Linked DNA regions of Homo sapiens: region 1 is linked to region 2. Evidence: chromatin contacts called from ENCODE Hi-C or POLR2A ChIA-PET data. All regions are on one chromosome and are shown on one strand. The core of a region is the stretch at or near the end of the contact, and the rest is flanking DNA. Distances in the headings are between cores, read along the strand shown.

What was found. A loop is a pair of places that touch in the nucleus more often than their neighbours do. ChIA-PET counts read pairs that join two places held with the same protein, here RNA polymerase II (POLR2A). Pooled maps may share reads with other maps.
Region 1: a pooled map shows a loop between it and region 2 (3-fold over the local background). The contact joins the promoter of ZBTB17 here to the promoter of EFHD2-AS1 in region 2. A Hi-C loop is called at or near these places in 8 of 37 single-sample maps with no recorded cell type and 9 of 50 pooled maps. POLR2A ChIA-PET finds 5 or more read pairs at or near these places in 1 of 52 experiments (activated CD4-positive, alpha-beta T cell).

What each region holds. Positions count from the first base shown.
Region 1 is chr1:15,971,583-15,977,462 of GRCh38, forward strand. ZBTB17 (zinc finger and BTB domain containing 17) reads right to left here and starts at 4,519. Exons shown (of 16, transcript NM_003443.3): 1 at 4,401-4,519; 2 at 1,457-1,543. RefSeq lists enhancers at 3,383-3,492, 4,384-4,883 and silencers at 3,913-4,242, 4,283-4,382.
Region 2 is chr1:15,407,975-15,414,199 of GRCh38, forward strand. EFHD2-AS1 (EFHD2 antisense RNA 1) reads right to left here and starts at 4,394. Exons shown (of 4, transcript NR_183705.1): 1 at 3,932-4,394. EFHD2 (EF-hand domain family member D2) reads left to right here and starts at 1,914. Exons shown (of 4, transcript NM_024329.6): 1 at 1,914-2,305. The coding sequence starts at 1,998. RefSeq lists silencers at 1,562-2,161, 3,776-3,825 and an enhancer at 1,674-2,536.

The sequences.
Region 1 (5,880 bases), core at 3,269-5,768, 560 kb after region 2:
ACACACACTATATATATACACTATATATATAAAATATATATTTTGCTGACAGAAAAAAAAAAACGAAAAGGTTGGGGAGTGCTGCACTATGCAGCAAACCCTGTGAATTACCTGCCTGACCTCATGTAATTCTCCAGACAATTCTGTGAATTACCTGCCTGTCCTCATGTAATTCTCCAAACAATTCTGTCATCCCTATTTTACAGATGAGGAAACTGAGGCTCAGCAATGAAACTGAGTAAAAGGCTTGCTGTCTGATGTGTCAGAAGACAATCTTGTGATTAGGAAAATTAATAGTCATTACTTTTTTTTTTTTTAACTCTTTGGGACACAGTTTCAGAAGGAACTGACTGTCAGGACACAGAGCCACTCAACGGGAGGGCAGATTCACACCTGACCCCAGAGTCCTAGCTGCCTCTACCTGTCCAAGGGGAATTTTACAGTGATCAGTCCAAAATGCGCGGTTTGCAACATCTTCACCCCCTCAGGAAAGCCTTCCAGCGCCAGTGCATCCTCCCTGTGTGCGCACACCCTCCACCAGCCCTCCAAGGTATTTCCTGCATTGCATTGTGAGGATACACATGGCTGGGAGCACCTGCTCCCGGGATTCAGTCTTACTTGTGCCAGCATCCCTAGCACCCAGCACAATGCCTGACACATGTTGGGCACAGAAACAATGAATGGATAAACAAGCCTGGCCTCCCTGGGCCCAAGCCCTGTAAACCTACCCAAAGCCAGAGCAGCCTGCCTTGGGGACTCAGTGGACCTCCCCTCAGGCTGGGATCACACCCCCAAGAGAGTAATCCAGACAGACTGAGGACAGAGCAGGTTCTCTCAGCCAGCTTTTTCTCCAGCACTGAAACAGTCACAATCTGTTCTTTAGCTGTGCACCAGATGCAGGAACTGGCTTATGTTTGGGAACCATGTTGCACAAAAATCCCACCTTAAACATTAGAACTTTAAAAGGAATGAGTGTGTGCTCGCTGCTCTGTGTCCCTTTTTGCCCTAGGGAGATCATACATGATGGCAGGAGCTACAGCAGCCAGCTTGGACCATGAGATGGAAGCCTAAGTTTGAGCAAGAAAAGCCACATTATCAAAGGAATCCTGCTCCCAGATGATCTCACAGAACACAGCAAGCTGTGCTACCAGCTCTGGACTGTGTACTTCCAGAATGTTAAGGAGCAAGGAATAAACTTCTGTTTCCACCACTGTAGATTTCACCTAACTAAAGGCGTGAGCATTGCCCAGTGATCATCCACTCTGGCCTCTCTCTGCAGGTAAAACAATAATAGTAAGATCAACAATTTCCCAACCAAACTGTAACTGGGATTTTGTCATTACTATATAATTTTGAAGAAAAGGCTATCAGGAAAGAATCATTTGAATCATGTTGAACCTAGAGAAAAAGGACAAACTGATCTGATTTGTTTCATCCTTGAGTATTACAGACATACCTCAGATTTCCAGACAGCCCAGGCTACTCTTTTCTGACAGTTTGCCTGTGTAAACTCCAGCTTGGCTCCCCTCGTCCGGCTCATTACCTGAATCAATGACACACAAGTGGAAAATCTGATGAGAACCTAAAGGGTACCTGCTCCCTCAGAGCTGCCTTTTCATGCATCCATCAAACATAGACAAATACAGAGTGCTTAGCACAGAGCCTGGCCCAAGGAAGTGCTGAATAAATGGCCTGCTCTGTGCCAGATAGCATGCTGACACTGGGACACAAAGATGCACAGACTCAGCCTCAGGCCCTGCTCTCAAGAACTCCAGCTCAATAAGAGACAGGACACAATGTTAAGAAGGAAAAACGACAAGGTTTGTATCCAAGCATTACTGCAGCATTGGCACTGCTCTGGGATATCCTGGACACTTTGTTTCTCATTGCATACCCTACCCTAGGTGAGCTCATCCCCTCCCATGACTTCAGTGACCTTTGATGGTGATAACTACTAGCTGAACAGGTGCACTTGAATGTTTTACAGGCATCCAACTCCAACATGTTCAAAACTAAACATATCTGCCCTCCCCCAGATCTGCTCCCCGTACTGCTCCCTATCACATGGAGCAGCATCCAACACCCATCAGTCAAAAACTGGGGTGATCCTGACTCCTCCCTGCCCCTAACTCTCATCAAACTAATCACCAAATTGTGTCAATTCTATCGCTAAAACCATCTCTCCTCACTCTCTGCCTTTAACTCACACCTTTATTTCTCACTTGGATTATTCTAGCAGGCTCTTAATTGGCCTACAGGCCCACTCCCTTTGATACATTCTTCACTTAGCCAGAGTGATCTTCCTAATCCACAAATCTGATTCGTGGCCAGGCATGGTTGCACATGCCTATAATCCCAGTACTTTGGGAGGCTGAGGCGGGAGGATCATTTGAGGCCAAGAGTTCGAGACCAGTCTGGGCAACATAGTGAGACCCCATCTCTACTAAAAATTTAAAAAATTAGCCAGGTGTTATGGTGCACGCCTGTAGTCCCAGCTAGTTGGGAGGCTGAGGCAGAAGGATCACTTGAGTTCAGATCAAGGCTGCAGTGAACTATGATTATGCTGCCACTGCACTCCAGCCTGGGTGACAGAGCAAGACGTAGTCTCAAAAAAAAAAAACAAAAACAAAAACAAAAAAAACCTGATTCTTTTATTTCAGGCTGGAAATAAAAGAATCCTCCCACCTCAGCCTTCCAAGAAGCTGGGACCACCAGAGGTGTACTCCACCATGCCCGGCTATTTTTTTTTTCCTTTTTTTTTTTTTTTCTTTTAATAAAGATGGGGTCTTGCCATGTTGCCCAGGCTTGTCTCAAACTCCTGGGCTCAAATGATCATCCCACGTTGGCCTCCCAAAGTGCTAGAATTACAGAGTAAGCCACCGCACCTGGCCACAGATCTGATTCTTAAATGGCTTCCCATTAACCTAAAGTTTAAAGTCCTTAACTAGGTTTACAACGTCCCCTAAGACCAGACCACAGCTTGCTGCTGCTTTTTTTTTTTTTCTTTTTTGAGACGGAATCTCGCTCTGTCGCCCAGGCTGGAGTGCAGTGGCGCCGTTTCGGCTCACTGCAACCTCCGCCTCCTGCGTTCGAGCGATTCTCATACCTCAGCCTCCTGAGCAGCTGGGACTACAGGCGCGCGCAAGCACGACCGGCTAATTTTTGTATTTTTAGTAGAGACGGGGGTTTCACCATATTGGCCAGGCTGGTCTCGAACTCCTGACCTCAAGTGATCTGCCCGCCTGGGCCTCCCAAAGTGCTGAGATTACAAGCGTGAGACAACGAGCCCGGCCCAGTCTGCTTCTTTATTTAGCCTGATCTCTCTCTCCTCTCTCTACGAAGATGAGTTTTCTCACAAACTACACCCTTAACTGGGAATACCCGTTTTCCTGCCTCACTCCGCTGAGCTTCCCTTAGATCTTAGCTTTCTGGGGGACAGAAGCCTCCCGGGATTCCCCCTAGGCTGAGTGATGTGTCTCTACTCCGTGCTTCAGAGGAAGGAGGGCTTTCTGCCCTCGCAGCAGTATCAGAATTGCTGATTTACCTGTATGTCTCCCACATGGGTCTCTGAGCTCTGGGTGACAATGGTGATACAATTAATAACAGCAACAAACACACAGCATTTACTTTGTACCCATAAGTGTTCTAGGAGCCTCATTTCCCCTTTATTACAATCTTAGGAGGCTGATTTTATTATCATCTCTGCTTAAAGGATGAATAAACCCAGGCAGAGAGAAAAAGCCAAAAGTGCCTAAGGTCACAGCAGGGAATGGGGATTCAAACCCCGCTGCTGGGCTCCACGGTTCACACTCCTAACTCCAGGATCGAGGATCCTGGAGGATCGAGTCCGCCCGCATCACTCGCTCTAGCTTCACCATCTATCAGGTGCTGAACCACCGTCCGCAGTACGAATGAATGAATGAAATGCTTTTATACAGGGACAGCGTCGGCCTCCTCTGTCAGCTCCTCCTAGGCCCGGGCAGCCCCGCTCCCTCCCGCCCCGGCCGGCCGACAGGAGCTGCCCCGGCACTGCGCTCCCTCGCGGCCGCAGAACGCCCACCCTCGACAGCGCGCGGGGTCAAGGGGCGGTGACAGCCGTGCGGCGGGGGCGGAGATGCTACCAGCTGGGGTGTCATCCAGCCCGGGAGGTGACACGCGCCCCCTCGCCCGGGCGGTCGCCTGGCCGCCCACTCCCCGCCAGCACGCCCGGCGACGCCCCCCGCCCCGCCACCCCACAATCTCCCGCCCAGCGGTGTCCCCTCAGCCCCGGTTGGCGTCCCATTCCACTTCCCTCCCCTCCCCCACACAACCGTCACCGGCGTCCCACCGCGCCCCATCCTCCGCCGCCTCCGCCCCGGCTCCCGGGACTTCCCCGGCCCCGGGCGATTGTTGACACTCACCTGCCATGTCCCGGACCCCACCGCAGAGGGAGGTGCATCACGGCCGCGAGAAGGCCGGGGACGGCACTCCAGAGCAGACAAAGGGCGCCGCCATGTTAGAGTCGGGCGGAACCGACCTCGCAGGCTTCCCGGCTGCAACTTCCGGCGCATGCGCAGCGTCCTCGCTAGGAGAGCGCCCATAGACAGACGCATGCGCCTAGCTATCCAAAAGTTCCACCTTACAGTACTTCGGCGCTCAGAGTTGTCCTCATTGTACCCCTGCCTTGGTTTCTCTTCCAAATATAACAGTAACATCATGTGTTCAGCTCTTACTGTGTGCCAGGCACTGTGTTAAGCGCTTTACATGCATTATCTCTTTAAATCCTCACACCAATTATAAGATAGTATTATTCTCCTAATTTTAAAAAAGGGAAAACAGACTCAAAAAGTGTAAATCAATGTCCATGGTCACATATCTTGTAAGTGGTGGACCGGAGATATGAATCTACTTGTGGCTTCAAAGCTGCAGATCCCAGTTGTGTTTTTCTACCTTCTAAACCGAACATTATCCCCTTCCCTGATTGTCTTGGACGTGAATAAAGGTGTCTGAAAACAAAAGTGTCTGCAGACTTGCATGGCCCCTCCGTGGCCCCTCTTCTACCTTTTTGGTAGCTCTAGGCCACTGACTTCTCCACTTTCTCACAGTCTGAGGGCTTTCTCCTTTGTTTACTTCTAGGCCTGCATATTTTCCATAATCTATAATTTTAACAACACTCTTGCCACTACTGTAAGCTCTTTTGCCCCCTTGCCTTTTTGTCACATGGATTTGGTAAGAATACCAACGCTGTGTGAATCCAAATGCACCTTTTCTCTTTGTTAGCTCCCAAACAGCCAAGCACAGCTGAAGAAAGTATGCAGTGGGGAGACTGTTCCCTAGAGATTCATGTCCACTAGCCTTCAGTGGGATGCAACATATGCCAATCTGGCAACTCACTCCTGTCTTCACAATGGCTAGAGAAACAAAAAAGCCCAGCAGTTGACTTCACCCCTTCTTGTCTTTAGGTTTTTTTTTTTTTTTTGGAGACAGAGTCTCACTCTGTCTTCCAGGCTGGAGTGCAGTGGCGCTGTCTCGGTTCACTGCAAGCTCCGCCTCCCGGGTTCACGCCATTCTCCTGTCTCAGCCTCCAGAGTAGCTGGGACTACAGGCGCCCGCCACAACACCTGGCTAATTTTTTGTATTTTTAGTAGAGACGGGGTTTCACCATGTTAGCCAGGATGGTCTCGATCTTCTGACCTCGTGATCCACCTGCCTCAGCCTCCCAAAGTGCTGGGATTACAGGCGTGAGCCGCCGTGCCCGGCCGTCTTTCTTTTCTTTCTTTTTTTTTTTTTTAGATGGGGTCTCGCTATGTTGCCCGGCTGGACTGAAACCCCTAGGCTTAAGCATCCCATTTCAACCTCCCCAGTAGCTGAGACTACAGGCATGTGCACCCACAACTGGCT
Region 2 (6,225 bases), core at 3,144-5,643:
AAGCCAAATAGGTAACTGACCAGAGAGCTTACTACGCACAGGCAGTCCACATAATTCAAACCCCAACCCCAGTTTTTTCACATATATATGTAAGTTGTTTTGCAAGAAGGCAAAACCCTCACATTATCTCCTCACTGTGAAGTTTGCGCCCACGTCAAGCAGATGCAAACAATTTCATAAAACGGCAACCCAGTTTTATGCAGAACCATTGGAAATCATAAATTGGAGTAAATTGAGGCTCACTAGAGTCTTGAAAGTAATTAGCTGCTTTGTGAGGAAGACTAAGAATTCAACAAACTTAAGCATCTACAAACATCATCTGCAGACATCATCTTAAACATTTTAATCTGCATCCTGTCCCTAGTCCTTTGCATTCCTTAAATAACTATTTTACTTCTGTTGGGTCCTTCAGGGCTGCATACAGGAGATATGGAAGCCTGTCTTTTGCAAGTAGCTGGACCGAACTGCCCAAAACTAAGAGAAACTTAATTCTGAGATTTAAAACAAAAAAACCATTTTAGCTGAGCATCTTTATTGGACTCAAAAACAATTTCATAAACAAGTAAATGAGAACTTCACATTTTCTGAACCTTGAAGGTTTTTTCCTCAATTTCATTCTTTTAAAAATACCTTTTAAATTAATTCAGCAAGGTTCTTAAACACAGCAAATTGACAAATATCAACTGAGTGTCTGTTCTGTGCAAATCACTCTGTAACAGCTTGCTGGCTTTACATTCTCGAGGGCTCCCTGCCTCCAGAGCACCCTGGTTTTCGGCCCTGCACGCATCTTTTCTCTGCACCTTGGCTGGTTGGAGCAGTTTCAGTAGACAGGTCCTGATTGACCCAACATTTCAGAGAACATGCACAGAGCATAGTCCTCCTTCTAAATCAGGGATTCTCAAATTTCAGTGAGCAGAACTCCCCTGGGTGCTTGTTTACACGTAGATTCCTGGGTCCCACCCCAGAGATCAGTTTCGTCTGTCCAAATTGGAGCCTGAAAATCTGTATTATTAACCTAGGCCCCAGTGGTTCTGATGCTGGAGGTCCAGAGTTGTGCAGTTGTAAGGTGACAGCCCAGACCACAGAGATACTTATCTGAACTCTTTCCCCAGTCCTGTCCAGGAGCCGTTGGGGAGGACATCTCTCCTCTGGGGACCCCATCAAAATGGCGACATCATGATCTCCCTGTCAGTTTCCCTAAAGTACAGTCACAGGCGACAACACTGGCCCAGCAGCTATTGTGCCAAGTCATCCGTGTGATGGTGCGGGGCCTCGGGAGAGAGGACCACCAGCCCCTTCCCCTGTCCCTCACCCGCTGTCTCCAGGGGCCCTTTCAGGGGTGAAACCCAGTCCCATCTCCCTCGCAGCTGCTAGTCTGTCCTCTTCCAAGAGGCCATCGGCGCCCGCCACGGTTCACCCTAAACAGGGGTTTCTGCTCCCCAGGTCCGCCTCGGAACCCCTGCAACCCTCATTGAGAACGCCAGTGTTTAACAGCGAGTCGTTTCCATAGCAACCGACAGGGTGTCACAGACACAGGATTATGACTTCACGGCGTGGGGATTCCGGAGAAGGGGGTGGGGCGGCGCCCCCCCTCGCTTCCCCGCCCCCCGGCAAGCCCCGCTCCTCACCCAAGCCGCGGGGGAGGAGCCCTCTTCTTTCCCGCCCGGCCCCGGCCCCCAGCAGGACCCCTCCCGCTCAGCTGCTACAGTGGGCACGAAGAGGGGCATGGCTTTCGGCCGCGCTCCCCAGCCTCGCGGGGGGCAGACGACGGCGGGCGGGGCGCGCAGAGTACACTCGACCCCCGGCGGCCGGGAGCGATCACGCGCACGCCGCGCGGGCCCGGGGGCGGGGGCGGGGCGCGCGGTCCCCGCCAGGGCCCAAGTCCCACCTTCGGGGGCGGTGCCTGGCCCGGGGAGTGTCAGGAAGAGGAAGAGCGCGGCCGGCGGCGCTGCGCTGAGAGCAGGGGCCCGGCCAAGGCGAGTGCCGCGCGGGCCACCATGGCCACGGACGAGCTGGCCACCAAGCTGAGCCGGCGGCTGCAGATGGAGGGCGAGGGCGGCGGCGAGACCCCGGAGCAGCCCGGGCTGAACGGGGCAGCGGCGGCGGCGGCGGGGGCACCCGACGAGGCGGCCGAGGCGCTGGGCAGCGCGGACTGCGAGCTGAGCGCCAAGCTGCTGCGGCGCGCAGACCTCAACCAGGGCATCGGCGAGCCCCAGTCGCCCAGCCGCCGCGTCTTCAACCCCTACACCGAGTTCAAGGAGTTCTCCAGGAAGCAGATCAAGGACATGGAGAAGATGTTCAAGCAGTAAGTGCCCGCGCGACCCGGCCCCCCGCCCGCCCCGCGACCCGGTCTCGGGCCCCGAACCCCCCGATCCCCGGATCCCGCTCCGCCCCGGGAGCCTGCCGTCAGCCAAGCTTCCCCGAACCCAGACGCACCGGGGTTGGGGACCCGGCGGCCCCTTCCAGATCGAGACCCGGCATCTCACCGCGCACGTTAGTCTGGGGGACCCCCGGCCCCTGGCACGCGGCGGAGACTCGTATTTGTGCTGCCTCCGGTACACCATAGACGCGTCCACAGAGTGGGGGACCCCAGGCTTCCTTCCAGATAATCGCCAGGCCCCGCGAGCCCCACCCCCACCACCACACGTGTGGGTCCCGGGCCCTCCGCGCTGTTAGTGGGGCTTCTCCACCACCCCACACCGCACACACCGAGGCTGAGGACCCAGCGGCCTTCCTTCCCCGATCCCAGCTACTCGCGTTCCCCACCCCCACCCCAACACACGCTGGCCAAAGATACCCACCCCAGTGCCCCTCGACACCACATGCCAACCACATTCCCTCCCTTAAGGTCTTTTCGTTTCCTCTGCGATCTCAGGTCTCCCTCAAGGTGGGTTCTGGGCAGGGATCCCCCCAACTTCCTCTCCAGTTACTTAGCGTCTACCAGCAAACTGGGGGCAAAGACTTGCCCTTTCCATCCCCACCCACTCATTAGCCAGGACCCAAATCCTTCACTCACAAGTGGTCTCCTTAGGAAGGGACCCCTCGGCCCCTGTTGCCCCTCTGGTGTAAACCTCACTCCAGTCGTCCCTGTGGGCCGAGTCCCCTCCGGGTTTGGAAGGCCTCCCTCCCGCTCCTGCCCGCCCCACCCCCGTGCACCCAGCAGCTTGCAGTCACCGCTCCCCTGCTTCTGTCGCAAGGCCCCCCATCTCTCCTCCCCACTCCGTATATCCCCTTCCCTCCCCACAGGGACCCCCCATGTCCCACACCCACCCTGGTCAAAAGGGGCCCCTTCCTATGTGACTTGCCCTGTTACCCCCACCCCTACCCTTTATTCCATCAGATCCACACTGTGTGCCCTCACCAGGGTGGATGGGCACCCCCAGGCGTGTGGGCTCATCCCCCTGTCCCCCCACAAAAACAATCTTAATGTCTCTGTGGAGGGGCTAGGGAGAGAGGGCCCAGCTCCCTCCGGCCCATCCCTGGGTCCCACTCTGTTGGGTCTAAGATGCACAGCCACTCTCTCCCAGCCATGTGTGTGCCCAGGGGATGGGGAAGGTGCCAGTGCCCCTCCCTTTGGTAGCTTTCCCCACCTCCTGTTCCCTGTCCCCCTGCCCCTGGCTCCTGGAGAGGGAACAGCCTCGTTCCACGATCTGGGTGCTGGTCTGGAGTGGTTCTGGAAGGGGATAGAACTGGCCTGAGGCTGAGTCTTGGGGGTGAGCCAGGAGGTCTAGCCCCACCTGGCACAGGCAGCCCAGGGCTGAGGGAGGGATGCGGCAAGGCCGGCTCCCGCTTGGCTGGGCAGGAGGTGGGGGCAGACCAGGGGTGTCAGCCTCAGCCACATGCAGCTGTCAGTGCCCCAACATCAAGCCGGAAGCCCAGGAAGGGGCGTTTTGCAACTGCACTGTTTGAGAAAGGCTCTGACCCTACTCACCACAGCTTGCAGCAGCTTCTGCATTTGGCCCCAAGGCAGGGGGAAGGATTTCTGGTTCCCAGTTGCGGGTGGCTGAGGAGTCCCATACTTTCCCAAGGTCCTTCTGGGGGAAAATCAAGTCCTTGACCCCCGGCCCCTCTGAACCTCTTTGAGAAAGTCCCAGGGCCCAGAACCTCTTCAAGAAAGTCCCAGGGCGCCCACGTCCTTGGCTCCACGGTGTTTGGTTGGAGTTCTTCTAAAGTTTCTTCCCAGCAGAAGACTGGCGAGATTGGGAGAGCAGGATTTCCAGGATTCCTGGAAGAGTAACGTGAATGCTCCTGGGTGGGCAGACGCAGGGGTGGGTATGGATCACTGTCTGTCACTGCCCCCATCGGGCAGTGCAGAGCTGATTCAGACACCACGGAGATCCCTGTGCTGATAGTGCTGAGGCGCTCACCAGGTCCCTCAAACAGCCCTGTGACACAGAGCTCTTCGTCACCTTTGTGCAGACAAAGGGTGTTAAATAACTCGCCAAGACCACACAGCTAGAAAATGATAGAGCCAGGACTGAAACCCAGGTCTGTGACTCCAAATCCCGGGCTCTTCCCCTTCCGGGTTTCCCATCACAGACATCTACTTTCATGTTGGAAAACCTTCTCCAACACCCGCTTCCGTGTTCGTGGCGGATTGTCCATTCATGTCCCCAACCCCAGCCCCCGTCTCTCCTTTCCCCCAGAGCCTGCCTTCTCCTGGGCTTCCACAGCTTCCCTGCCACTGGCCACCAAAACAAAGATGGAGCTGTTCTGGGAGAACCCAGACACTTCAAATGAGCGGGACTTGGGAGGCTGCAGTGTGGTTGGAAGTGGCATGCAGCTGAGGGAACAGTCTGGAAGCTTCATTTGCGCAGCAAACTCACTTTTTTTTACATAGGCTGTTTCTGGTCTAGTTTGATGAGAGGTACTCTGAGGGCGACTGAGGGGAGCTGGACCCCTCCAAGCTACCCCTTGGCACCTGCACTTCTTGCCAGGGTTCTAGGAGGGCTGATGGGGCAGGCAGGGGCCAGGAAGCTGGACCTCTAGGGAAGCAAGTGCTGCCTGCCAGGGCCCGGGTGAGGGTGGAAAGCTGCAGATTGTGTATTCAAGGAAACAACGCTTCACTGTGCCAACCGAGCCCAACCCCGCCGCCAACAGACGGGCTCTCGTGGAAGACAAACCCCCGTTCTGCTTCCGCTGTCCGAGTGGGGCTGCAGCCTCCTGGGTCCAAGCAGGGTCCTAGGATCAAAGCCAGGGCATCAGAGCCAGGGCTCTGGGGAGAGCAGAGGGCAGAGAGGAGGGGAGCCTGCCCTCCTGGGAAGCCAGTCACTAGAGCAGGAGGCAGGAGACCATGAGGTCAGCAGGAGAATGGGAGCCAGCCTTTCCTTGGGGGCCAGGAGCGAGGAACCTGGGCTTCCATCCTAGTCTGCTTGTCCTCCCTGGGCCTCAGTCTACCCACCTGTAAAAGGGGCAGGCTATCCCTCATGACCCCCAAAGGTCCTTCAGCCCTGACCTGCGTATGTCTGAGGGGTCCTGAGCCCTTCTGGATATTGGAACTGCCTTCCAGGGCCTTCTGGTCCACCCCTCCGTGTTGATTCAGCAGGTACTTCCTGAGGCTGGAGATCGAGGGGGAAGAGAGGGGATGGGGGAAGATAGACAGACTGTCAGCCATCACTGGTCTCACACCTAGAGTCATTCAGGTTCCTCCTGAGAGAGACCTGAAGGGTTGACTCCAACCCCTCTCCCCATTTGACAGAAGAGGGAACCAAGACCCAGAAAGATGTGGCGGTGACTTGCTCGGGGTTACGGAGAGGTTCTCAGTGAGGCTGAAACCTTGTATGATGAGGAGAGTGGTCCCGGTGTCTCAGGGTGGGGCTCCGAGGACATGACACACTTAGAGTTCTGGGCCAGTGCCAGGCACAAGGAGGCTCTGCGTCTCCCTGGCCCTCGCAGCCAGGACTCTCCATCCCCGTCTCCGTGCGGCCTCAGGCTACGTCCAGCATCTCTGATCCCCCAGCTGCTCCCTCCCTCTCTTTGCTCCTCCAGGGCTGGCTCTGGAACCCTCCTGTCAGAGAGGCAAAGAGAATGGCCCTGGAGAGCCTCGGGAGTGCCCACCCCTGGGCTGACAACAGCCTAGCGGGGGCTCTGGAGGGTTTTGTAAGTTGAGACCTGCTGGAAAGGTAGGCAGCCGTGTAATTCTGAACCTGCCGTGGAATCTGAGGACGATGCCCTAGATCCCTGTCTCCCGCCTAGCACAGCCTTGCAGGCCCTGTCCCCACTGTC